Regions from separate parts of the Homo sapiens genome. Here region 1 is linked to region 2. Evidence: chromatin loops called from intact Hi-C (ENCODE). Cell type or tissue: thyroid gland. All regions are shown on one strand. Each heading gives the region's core, and the rest is flanking DNA. Links, peaks and the distances in the headings are about the cores only. Region 1 holds the start of C1QL1 (complement C1q like 1). Region 2 overlaps DCAKD (dephospho-CoA kinase domain containing).

The links. Hi-C counts contacts between places; a loop is a spot of excess contacts. Peaks named below come from ENCODE experiments on the same cell type or tissue, not always from the same donor. Only the 100,000 strongest peaks of a DNase experiment are listed, where the experiment ranks them.
Region 1: a loop joins it to region 2, with 2.2 times the contacts of the local background. A loop is called at or near these places in 22 of 110 quality-filtered maps.

What each region holds. Positions count from the first base shown.
Region 1 is chr17:44,965,414-44,970,770 of GRCh38, reverse strand. C1QL1 (complement C1q like 1) reads left to right here and starts at 2,468. Exons shown (of 2, transcript NM_006688.5): 1 at 2,468-3,319. The coding sequence starts at 2,723. It also overlaps the pseudogene LOC112268183. RefSeq lists silencers at 272-341, 2,178-2,537. In thyroid gland, for the core only: a CTCF peak has its summit at 2,066; DNase peaks (open chromatin) are centred at 200, 2,320 and 3,237; H3K4me3 peaks cover 1,756 bases; H3K27me3 peaks cover 957 bases.
Region 2 is chr17:45,019,663-45,024,978 of GRCh38, reverse strand. It overlaps DCAKD (dephospho-CoA kinase domain containing), which reads left to right. Exons shown (of 5, transcript NM_001288655.2): 5 at 255-1,635. The coding sequence ends at 546. Among named protein-coding and RNA genes, the nearest start is that of DCAKD, 29 kb to the left of the region's middle. RefSeq lists a silencer at 2,598-2,947. In thyroid gland, for the core only: a CTCF peak has its summit at 2,829 (motif pointing right); DNase peaks (open chromatin) are centred at 2,930, 3,214 and 4,018; H3K4me3 peaks cover 601 bases; H3K27ac peaks cover 1,135 bases.

The sequences.
Region 1 (5,357 bases), core at 124-5,123, 54 kb after region 2:
GAGGGTCGGGTAGGTGGTTAAGGGGTGCTTCTTTGGGGGCCTGGGCGGAGCCAGGGCGGGGCTTGGCGAGCCCAGGGGAGGCGCCAAGCCGGTGGCCCCAGCTCACAGGCCAAGATGGCTGTTAATTAAAGTGCTGGCACCAGCTCCTCTCTGCAAAGTTTGAAGCCGTTATTTTCCACTCCAGCGAAGCGGGGAGAATCCGGCTGGGCTGACGGAGACGCCACACCGCGCCAGGGGAGCAGGAGCTTTTTCGGAGCGGGAGGCGGGGCGCCGTGTGGCTGCGAGCGCGCCTCTTGGATGCCCCGGCCGGCGCGGGGGTGGGTGGGCGCTCCCGCCCCATCCTTGGCCCCGGGCGGCCAGCCGCGGTGTGCCCGGAGGGCTCTGCGAGGGCTGTGGGTGGCGGGCGAGCCCCAGCGGCGTAGCAGAGGAGGGGCCCCCGAGCGAGCGTACTAGGGAGAAGGGGGTCCGTGCAAATCCCAGGCTGACGACCGCGCACGCGCCCCTCGGGTCACCAGCCCTGTCGCTCTTGGTGGGGCACACCGAGGAGACCGCCGTGGGGAACCGGGGACCGGATTGCCTGACAGCCGAGCGCTGAAGACTACTCTTCCTGAGCCTAGGGAGGTCTGGCTGCCCTGAGCCCCCTACCCCTGGGCTTTGGGCAGTAAACGGTACCTAGAGACTCTATCGCGCTGAGGTTGGAAGAGCCTGGAGCCAGGCTACGAGTTTGAGTCCCGGCTCTCCCACTTATTAGTTGTGTGACTTTAAGCAAATCTCTTAACTTCCCAGAGCCTCAGTTCTCCATCTGTAAAATTAAAATAATCTTGGATTTTACTTCTTTGGACTGATGTGAAGATCAAGGGTGATCATGTATGTAAAACATTCAACACAGGGCCTAGCACAGAGTAAACCCTGAATAAATGCTACTTATTGAAAATTTTTTAGCTCCCTCCTTGGTGGTGGTGGGGTCACTCCAACCTGGCCTCAGCCATTAGTGCTTGGAGGGTCCTCTTTCACAGCCCCCTCGTTGGATGTCCCTGTGTCCTTCTACTCCCAGCCCTGGATGAGGTGAGCGACCTCAACCTTGGGTAGGGAAGGCCAGGGAATCATTTTGCCCATGGTGAAGGGTCAACAGGGAGAGTGTGAGCCGGCGGGGGGTAGCTCTCGGGAGAGGAGAGGCTGGGATGTCATTCTTTAGCAGCCGGCCAGTCGCCTCCGAATGGCTGAATCCTCCCCGGTGGGCCGGATAAAGGAGGGCGAAGGAGGAGCGGTGGAGCAGCCCGACCTGGGCCTCAGATAATGTGACAAATATTTTGATGGAAGCAGACACGTTTCGGTTTATGCAACCTAAACACTTTGCTGCACTTGAGGAAGAGGAGAGCCTCCCACAGCCTGATGGGGAGAAGAGTTAGGGGGCGGCGGAGGAGGCTGGGGAGTGAGGGAGGAGGAGCTGAGGGGCTGGATGAGATCCACCCCTCATCCTGGAGGCTGGAAAAGGGGGTTACCCCTCAGGGACGTATTTGCATCTGTCAGCATGGAGAAATAACGTGGGGGTGCCCACCTTTTTAGGATCCCCTTTTCTCCCTGGTCTAGAGGCAGAAGTAAAGGGATTGAGCAGAGGGAGATGGAAGAAAAGGGCCCAGGAAAAAGCAGCCTGGCCACAGTTCGGTGAGGAAGGGGCAGAGGCGAGGAGGGGTTGGAAGCTCCTGCCCCACCTCGGGGGAGACGGGTCCCGGAACAGTCAGATCCAGAAAGGAGGAGGCGGCTGCCGTCTGGCTCCGCTGGGCCCCCGGACAGGCATTCATCCGATATCTGGATCTCCCAGACGGGTGGTCTGCGAGGCCTGAGTGCCAAATGGTCCCCTCCGTATCCTCTTCTTCGCTTCATAACCCCCTTTCTCATCCTACCTTCCAGCTCCCCGCTCCGTCCTCCCCTCAATCGCTCTTTGTCCCCTGCAGACCTGGGCGCTATCCCCTCGCTTCCGCCCCCTGCGGGTCTTGGCCCGTCGCGACCCCAGTCCCTCTGTTTTCCTGGTGACCGACCCTCGAAGCCTCTCCTCTCCCGATCCCCTCGGAGCTCTCTAGCTCTCCCTGTGGCCCTCTCTCCCTTTCGCATTTTGGTCCCTACTCTCCCCTTCCCTTGGAGCGCCTCTCGGGTCTCTCGGACCCCGGCCCCCACCCCATTTCCGAATCTCGGTCTCCGCGTACTCAGTCTCTTCTTTCCTCTCCCTGCTCCCGCCCGGGGTCTCCGCGGCCCCGCCCCCTTATGCCCCGCCCACCTCGAGGCGCCCGCGGCCCAATTAGGCGCCGGCCCCGCCCGCAGCCCCACCCCTAGAGAGCCCAGAGCCGCGCGGAGCTGGCGGGGCGGGGCCCGGCCGAGGGGGCGGTGGCCCGGCTCAAGGAGGCGGGAGGAGTCAGGCGGGAGGCTGCAGGCGGGAGGCGGGAGGCGGGAGGCGGCGGCCGCGGCGCTCAGTCCGGCAGCGCAGCAGGAGGGAGGCGCGAGGCAGGAGCCGGCGGCTGGGCTCCGCAGCGCAGCCAGCGCAGCGCGGCGCCCCGGGCCCGGCCCCATGCCCGCAGCCCCGCCGGACCGTCCTTGAGCGCGGGCGCCTAGCCCGCGCCCCCTGCCCGCCGGCACCATTGCCCCGACGGCGCGGCCGGGCGGCCCGGCGCTCCCCAGGCTCCGCGCGGGCCGAAAGACGCTGCTAGCGGCCGCCGCGGGTGTGGTGATGCTGCTGGTGCTGGTGGTGCTCATCCCCGTGCTGGTGAGCTCGGGCGGCCCGGAAGGCCACTATGAGATGCTGGGCACCTGCCGCATGGTGTGCGACCCCTACCCCGCGCGGGGCCCCGGCGCCGGCGCGCGGACCGACGGCGGCGACGCCCTGAGCGAGCAGAGCGGCGCGCCCCCGCCTTCCACGCTGGTGCAGGGCCCCCAGGGGAAGCCGGGCCGCACCGGCAAGCCCGGCCCTCCGGGGCCTCCCGGGGACCCAGGTCCTCCCGGCCCTGTGGGGCCGCCGGGGGAGAAGGGTGAGCCAGGCAAGCCGGGCCCTCCGGGGCTGCCGGGCGCGGGGGGCAGCGGCGCCATCAGCACTGCCACCTACACCACGGTGCCGCGCGTGGCCTTCTACGCCGGCCTCAAGAACCCCCACGAGGGTTACGAGGTACTCAAGTTTGACGACGTGGTCACCAACCTAGGCAACAACTACGACGCGGCCAGCGGCAAGTTTACGTGCAACATTCCCGGCACCTACTTTTTCACCTACCATGTCCTCATGCGCGGCGGCGACGGCACCAGTATGTGGGCAGACCTCTGCAAGAATGGCCAGGTGGGCCAGGCGGGGGCATGGGGCTGGGCTGGGCCCAGGGCACCCAGGGAGCCCGGGGCAAATGGGTACCTGATCGGAGTTGGCGGGGGCGCCAGGCGGACGCAGGTGGAGATCCCACCCCACAGCGGCCCCGCTTGGTCATCACGTGTGGGGATGGTCGGAGCCAGCGGACATCGCCGATCCTCAGTTCCTGGGTTCCCGCTCCAAGACAGACGCTGCTGGGCACCGTCTGGAACGCTACTGGAAATGCGGGAAATGAACCCAACTAGTCAGAGCGCAGGGCTCCCAGGTGCACGGACTTGCCCTTGGGGGCTTGCCCCTTGGGAAGTGGATTCGGGCCGACAGCAGTGGGCGATAAGGGGAGGGCAAGGATGGGCTCTGGCGTATGGAACAGGGAGAAGCAGCATCCGCGCCCGCGGGCGCCTAGGCGCGTGGCCATGGGCGCGAGCGGAGAAGGCTGGCTGCAGGAAATGTTTGGGGCACAAAGGCAAAGGGAGCCCGGTGCTTACAGCCCTGGCTGCAGTGCCTCCCCTGCCCTGGAGAAGGGACCATTGGGCGAATCTGACACCCTTTGCAAAATCCGGGAGTTGGGGAGCTGTTTCCCACTGTAGCAGAGCTTCCCCAAAAAGAAGGCAGTCTGGGGGGCGGGGGAGTTTTTCCTCCTGAGGCGGGGAGGGGGTGGGGGGTGGGGGGTGGTGGAAGAGATGGAAACTCCCCCTCCTCTTGGTCTCCCAGCTCCAGCCCCTCCTGACTCTGGAGTGTGTGGGGTCCTCTCCATTCTCCGTCCCCATCTCAGACGCTGCAGCTGGAAAGCACTGAGTGTGTCGGGGACTCTGGTACCGGGACTCGCATGTGCGTGTAGCTCTCCTTGGAATGGCCGACCCCAGGACCAGCCTCCACCCAGCCCCGCCCTGGGGTGACAATTTTAGCCAGCTCTCTTGATACCACCTCCCTTCCCAGTGCTCTCACTCGTGGTGGCCTGTGACCTGGGGGTGTGGTCAGGCTGAGCATTCTCTTCGAAGAAGGGGACCACTGGTCAGAACTAAAGCTGAGCTAGTGGAAGTTGAGAAGGAATCTCTCACGATTAAGATACAAGACCTTGTTGGAACCCTTCCCACAGCAGCACTGCCCTGAGGCTCTGCCAGCCTGCGGGTCTGCAAGTCTTAGGGGCAGAGACAGGGGCAGGCAGGGAAAGTGAGCAGATAGCCTGCCAGGTGCTTATAAGTCAGCCCTTCTTCTCTTTCCTCTGCCTGGCTGCTGCCCCGCCAACACCTTTTCTCTGGTTTCTGCCTCTCCCCTGCCTCTTTCTTCTATTTTGCTGTTTCTTGTCCATCTCTCTCCTGTGTCTGCCTTTTCCATCTCTCCCTGGGTTTCTGGCCTCTCCTCCCCGGATCTAACCCCACTCTTCTCTATTCCTTGTATGTCTCTCTTTCCCACGTGTGTCTATCAGACATCCCCGTGTCTCTCCTCTTTGTCCTTGGTTCCTGACCAAATGGGAGGCCCCAGTATCCAGCAAAGGCTCATTCTGCAGACAGCCCCATGATTCCCCCTATTAATCACCAATAAGGGATGCAGCAATGTCACCTTCATCAATGGAATGTCTTCCTTTCCCAAAGAAGTTTGGGCTGACACAGAGCTGAGGTTTCAGGGGATTGGCAGCTTGCCTGGATAGGGAGGCAGTCATTGGGCCACAGGTTGGCCCTAGACCCTGCACCACCTCAGGAAGTCCCAGCAGGTCCCCAGAGATGAGGCAACAAGAGGCCCCGGAGATGCTATGTGCTTAGAATGGGGAACTTGCTTCAGTCACTGGGAGGTAAAACCATCTCAAAAGCTCCTTTTCCCTCCAGCAGGGGCAGGGTGTTGACAGAGTCTGATGAAGGGGTGCTCACTGGAGATGGGACCACAGGCTAGTAGGAAAAAAGGAGGTGGCTTTAACTAGGGGTTTCAAAGGCCCAGCACTTTAATAGTTATTCAGACCAGCCCCCTCAAAAGAAAAACAGGAGAGGCTGGGCCTGGTGGCTCACGTCTGTAATCCCAG
Region 2 (5,316 bases), core at 1-5,000:
ATTAAGGGGCTTCCGTAGCCCATAGAGCTCTGGGTTCCTCACAGTGAGTGGAGTGGGGTGTGAGGCAGCCAGTGAGCTTCCAAGCCTCCCTCCCTGGCTGTGGGACCCTAAGTAGCCCAGAGCAGGGTAGGGTTGGAGGGAAGATCCAGTCCCCATGCTCTCTGTTTCAGGCTGGGCCTGGCAGGGCTGCCTATCCCTGTAACTTGGGGTGAGAGGGAGGCAGGACCTACAGTGCCCTTTTGCCCTATCCTTAGCGACCGGGACACACAGCTGGCACGGCTGATGCGGCGGAACAGCCTGAACCGCAAGGACGCAGAGGCCCGCATCAATGCCCAGCTGCCCCTGACAGACAAGGCCCGCATGGCCCGCCATGTCCTAGACAACTCGGGCGAGTGGAGTGTCACCAAACGCCAGGTCATCCTCTTGCACACTGAGCTGGAGCGCTCCCTGGAGTACCTGCCGCTGAGGTTTGGGGTCCTCACAGGGCTCGCTGCCATTGCCAGCCTCCTCTACCTGCTCACCCACTACCTTCTGCCTTACGCCTAGTGGGGCACTCAAGGCAGGGAGCCCCAGGCCTCCATCTATCTCCTTGGAGGCTGAAGCCAGGTAACACATCCTGTTTCCTCTCAGCCCCCTCCCCACACACACACACACACACACACACACACACACACACACACACACACACACACGGACTCTCCGAATCAGGGCTGGGCCTCTGTGCCAGGCCATCCCGTCTTTGGAGTGTATCCTATTTGAGATCAAGAAATAGCCTGCTGTCCTTCCCACCTTCCCTGAGCAGCACCTACAGAACAGCAACCGTGATGGTGTGTGAAAGCAACAGTCAGAGACTGCTATACATTTCTGTGGGTGGGGGTAGGGAATACTGGCTCTGTGGCCCTCCTCAGAGCTGGGAGGCCAAGGGTTCACTGGGCTTGAATCCTCTCTAAGCACCTACCCCATTGTGGCCTAAACCTCCTCAGTGGACCACGGGAAATCATGTTGGACCAAGGGTTTCCATGTTCAAACAGTCAACAAGGCCCTCCCCTAGGTTGAGATATTTTTTATACTGAAGGCCCAGGCCCCCCAGTATGGCTTGCTGCCAGCAAGCAGCAAGGATTCTCTCGTGGGTAACGCTGTAGCCAGGCAGGACCAGCCTCTTCTGGGAGACCCCTCTCCCCACGTAGGGTTTGTGTAGTGCTCCCACATCCTGCTTATTGCCTGCCACCCCTGCTTCTCGCCTGGACCTCTTGGTATTCCGTGTACACCATCCTTGCTGTTTCTTGCCTCTGTGCCTTCAACCTGCTGCTCCTGGCCTGGGATACCTTTTATTTTCTTTTATTTCTTCTTCCTTTTTTTTTTTTTTTTTTTTTTTAACCTACAACTAGCTCTCAGTTCAGGCACTGTCTAAAGCCCCAGGCTGGGTTAGGTGGTCTAGGATACCAACTCCCCCTCAACATTTTACCTTAATCCAACAGTACAGTAATTAGCCGAAACTTGCCTGGTTTTTCCTACTAGACTGTAAGCCCTCTAGGGACAGGGACAGTGTCTTATTCATCTCTGTGTTCTTAGTGCAGAGCCTGGCCCGCTGTTGGTGTTTAATAAAGTGTGTTGATCTGAAATGCCCCAGACCAACCAAGATTCCCAGACTTGGCTTCTTCCCACACTGGGCTGGAGTCCTCCCGGAGCTCAGGGGGAGGTGAGGGCCCCAGAAGGTGCACTTGCCATCAGGCTTCTCCCTGGGTCCCAGGAGGACTGCAGCCAGGCCCGAGGCACCTTTGTGGGAGGTGGGTAGAGGGCTGAGGCAGCGTCACACCTTCTTGCCCCGCCTCCCCATCTGCCTTCCCCAACCCAATTAGACCAGCGCAGACATAAGCCTTCCCTGCCAGGGCCTGCAGACTTGCTGATGTGTTGATCCTGCAGCCAGAAGCCTATTAAGGCTAGAAATGAGTGTGACGGATGCAAATGCTGTGGTGGCCATACTTAGTGCCCCCTTTCCCAGAGCCGCTTGTGCTGAGTCTAGCTCATTAACTTGCTGCAAACCCCTAAGGGGCAAAGAAGGGCCGGGTAAGGCAGTGGTGGGCTGCCAGGTGGGTGGCCAGGCAGGATGAGGGTGGCAGGAGCCTGCCACTTCCTCGGTTTGGTGCGATCCGCCAGGACGGAGAAAGGAGAGGGAAGGTATGGACCCCCACAGTGCCCTATCACCCCAATAATTGAGGAAATGGCACTTCCTAGTATCGGCAGCATGCCAGGCACTGCTGGATGTGTAAGACCCTATAGTTAACATAACACTGATTATTTCCATCCCAGGCTCAGAAAGATGGATTTGGTCCAGGTTGCAGAGCCAGGCTTCTGAACTCTCTCCTGTGCCCTGAGCCTCTTGTCAGGAGGAGCTGGAGCCTGGGGTTGGGCCTTGGGCTCGCATTCCGGCTCCGCTTGCCATGTGACCTCCTGCCTTTAGTTTCTACTCATACATCGTTAGGCTTCATAGTGGAGGACACTGAAAACCCTTAGCAAACTGTAAAGTTCCAGAGAATTAACCTTCCCTGACCCAGTGAGCTGGGTTTGAAGCAGGAATGTCAGAGCATGGCAGGTGTGGAGAAACCTCGAATTCAGCCCTGCCCTGCCCGGGCCTCGCCAGAGCTCCCTCTCCAGCTCCTCTTGCCTCCCTGCCCCAGGATCCCCTTCCCGGCCTTGGGGGTCCAAGGCGGCCTTAAAAGAAGGACTACTTTCTCCGAAGGGGACTTGAAGTTGAGGCCGCTCAGCAACTGCAGAGGTCGGGCCTCCGGGACCCAGGCCCGCGCCCGAGCCGGCGGCCTGCCGTTCGGCCGGCAGGTGGCAGCACCCTCCCGGGCTGGGCCGGGCCTCCGCGGCGGGCGCTCGCCGAGCGGCCTAATCTTCCTCCTCCCAGGCCGCGGGCGGCCTCAGACTCCTGCCGAGCAGCTGCCGCGGGAGCACGGGCCAGGTGGGCGCGGAGGCTCTGCCTGACCCTGAGCGCTAACTCAAAAGGTGCGTTGTTCGCCCACGTCCTCTGAGCCTGGGCTGCGGGCCCTGGGTGCCAAAGGGCGTGTCCCCTGCCCACCCACCGCGACGGCGACGGGACCCTGCAGCCTCCGCGTTCCGTTCCCTCACTTTGGGCCTTAGCACCCGGAGCGGAGCAATAAGACACCAGCGAGGGTGAAGACGCACACGCCTTCTGGGCGGGGGACGAAGGGCGCAGGCAGGCCTCTAAAACACCCCCACCCCCAGGCCCGACTGGCCCGAAGGTCATTCGCAGTTTCACAGTTTACAAAGCACGTTCCAGTTATCCCCTTGAAATCTCCCAGCTGTGTGAGGCAGACAGGTCCAGAATTTTACAGAGGCTCAGAGGTTGAGCCAAGGGGCCTAAGTAGCCAACAGGTATAACCACCAAGCTTCTTGACTCCCAGTACAGTGCTCCTCCGGCTATCTGCACTGCCCCCATTATACACTTTGGCTCTTTAGTAATTGACAACTCTTCTTCAAATGTTCATTCTCTCTCTCTCCTCATGGGGGGCAGGGCAGAGGCAGGGAAAGGTTTAGGACCTTCCATGATGAGCCTCCATGGCTAGAAATTGAATGGGAGCAGGATAGGCGCGCTGCTGAGCGCCCCTAGTTCTCACCAAGGCACTTTAGGTCAGAAGGAAACAGTCTCAGAGCAGGAGGGGGAATGCGATGGCAGTGATGACTTCAGGCCATGGGGTCATATAGGAGTGGGCAGGGAGACCCCCGGACATGGTGGGAGAGAAGGAGCAAAAGGAAGGAGGTGATGTGGTGCTATAGGTTGCTTTCCTGCTCCTTCCAGGAGAGACGTGGCTGGTGGTTCCTCATCCCACCTGCAGAGCTGAGGCTGCACCCAGCTGGGACCCAAACCGCCTCTCTTTGCTCCCCACCTTCCCCTCCGCTCCCAGTCACTTAGATTCCAATACAATTTCCAGCTAACCAGCATGTCGATAGAACAAGTCGGGCGGCCGGATTGCTGGCCAATTACAGGAAATCATTCTGCTCCACAGCTCAGCGCTCAGGAAGGGAGAGGGAGGGAGGGAATTCAAGGGAGCAGGCGCCCAGCTTACAGGCTGGGAACGGGCTTCAGGCAGAAGGCTGGGAGTGCTGCAGCCCCCCACCCCTGAGGGGTGGGGGGTGGGGGAGGCTCCTAGGGGCAGGCCAGCCCTAGGCTCATCCTCAGCCTCATGCGGAGCTCTGGATCCAACTTCTGTGTGATGGGGAGATTGGTGCCCCAAGCCACTAAGAGAGACAGAGCTGGGAGTTGAGTGTGGTTGAGGGTCCGGCAAGCGAGGCATCTTAGTGTCAAAAGGGATAGAAGCCGAGATAGCAGGACCACCCTCTCCCAGAGCCCTATGCACCAAGGAGTGGGCATCTGAGGGCCTGGAGGCTAGGGTCCACACAAGCAAGACCTGTGCTCTAACAGCCCGCTGTGGGCCACGGGGTACCTAGGAGGACAGGGGAAGGGGTCGACAGGGAGCGGGAAGGAAAGGGGCCACAGCCCACAGCTGAGTGAACTAGCAGCAGCCTCATCTGGTGAAGGAGTAAGTCTTCCACCCTGGAAGGTGGGGCACAGAAATGTGGGAAAGGCCAAGGGCCCCCTCCCTCACCTTCCTAGCTCCTCTGCCTCAGCTCCTGCCTCTGGCCCTCAAGAAAATTTCACTCAGATGAAAGGACCCCAGCTCCCCTCCTCTTTCCTTGGATCTGAATCTACCTCTGCCTTCTATGCCGACCTGGATGCCTCTTTGCCAGCCCCACCTCCTCCCATCACATCTCTCCCAGAACTGTTCCTGTGCCCCAGGCTGCCCTACCCGGCTGACCAGAGATGCTCTGCCTGTCGCACAGTGGTGAGCTCTTCTTCCCAGCCCTTCCCCTCTACCCTCAAAGGACTGGAAGATTCTTGAGGAAGAGAAACTTCCCTGTGGGCTAACTTCACCCAGTGAATGACTATTGTTGCTGTTTGTCTTGAACCCCAAAAAAGGCAACTGTGACCCAATGATCTCCTCCTCTGCTCCAAGCTGTGGCCACCTCCCAGGACCCCTCTCCAAACCCCCAGGATCTCACTACTCTTCTCCCAATTCCAAGCCCTCCCCTTCAGACCCCTCCAAGGTTGGGTCCTGGGATGGATTCACTGGCAGCTCTTTTGCCAACCCAAGAGTAAAGGGGTGGACAGACATGGAAGAGGAGACTGGCTTTGGAGCCCAGTGCACCCAGCACCCAGTGGCGCTCAGGAAAGACCTGAGTGATTGCACCGAACAACAAGGTCATCTTCAAAGTTTGTTTGGAGAGGTGCAT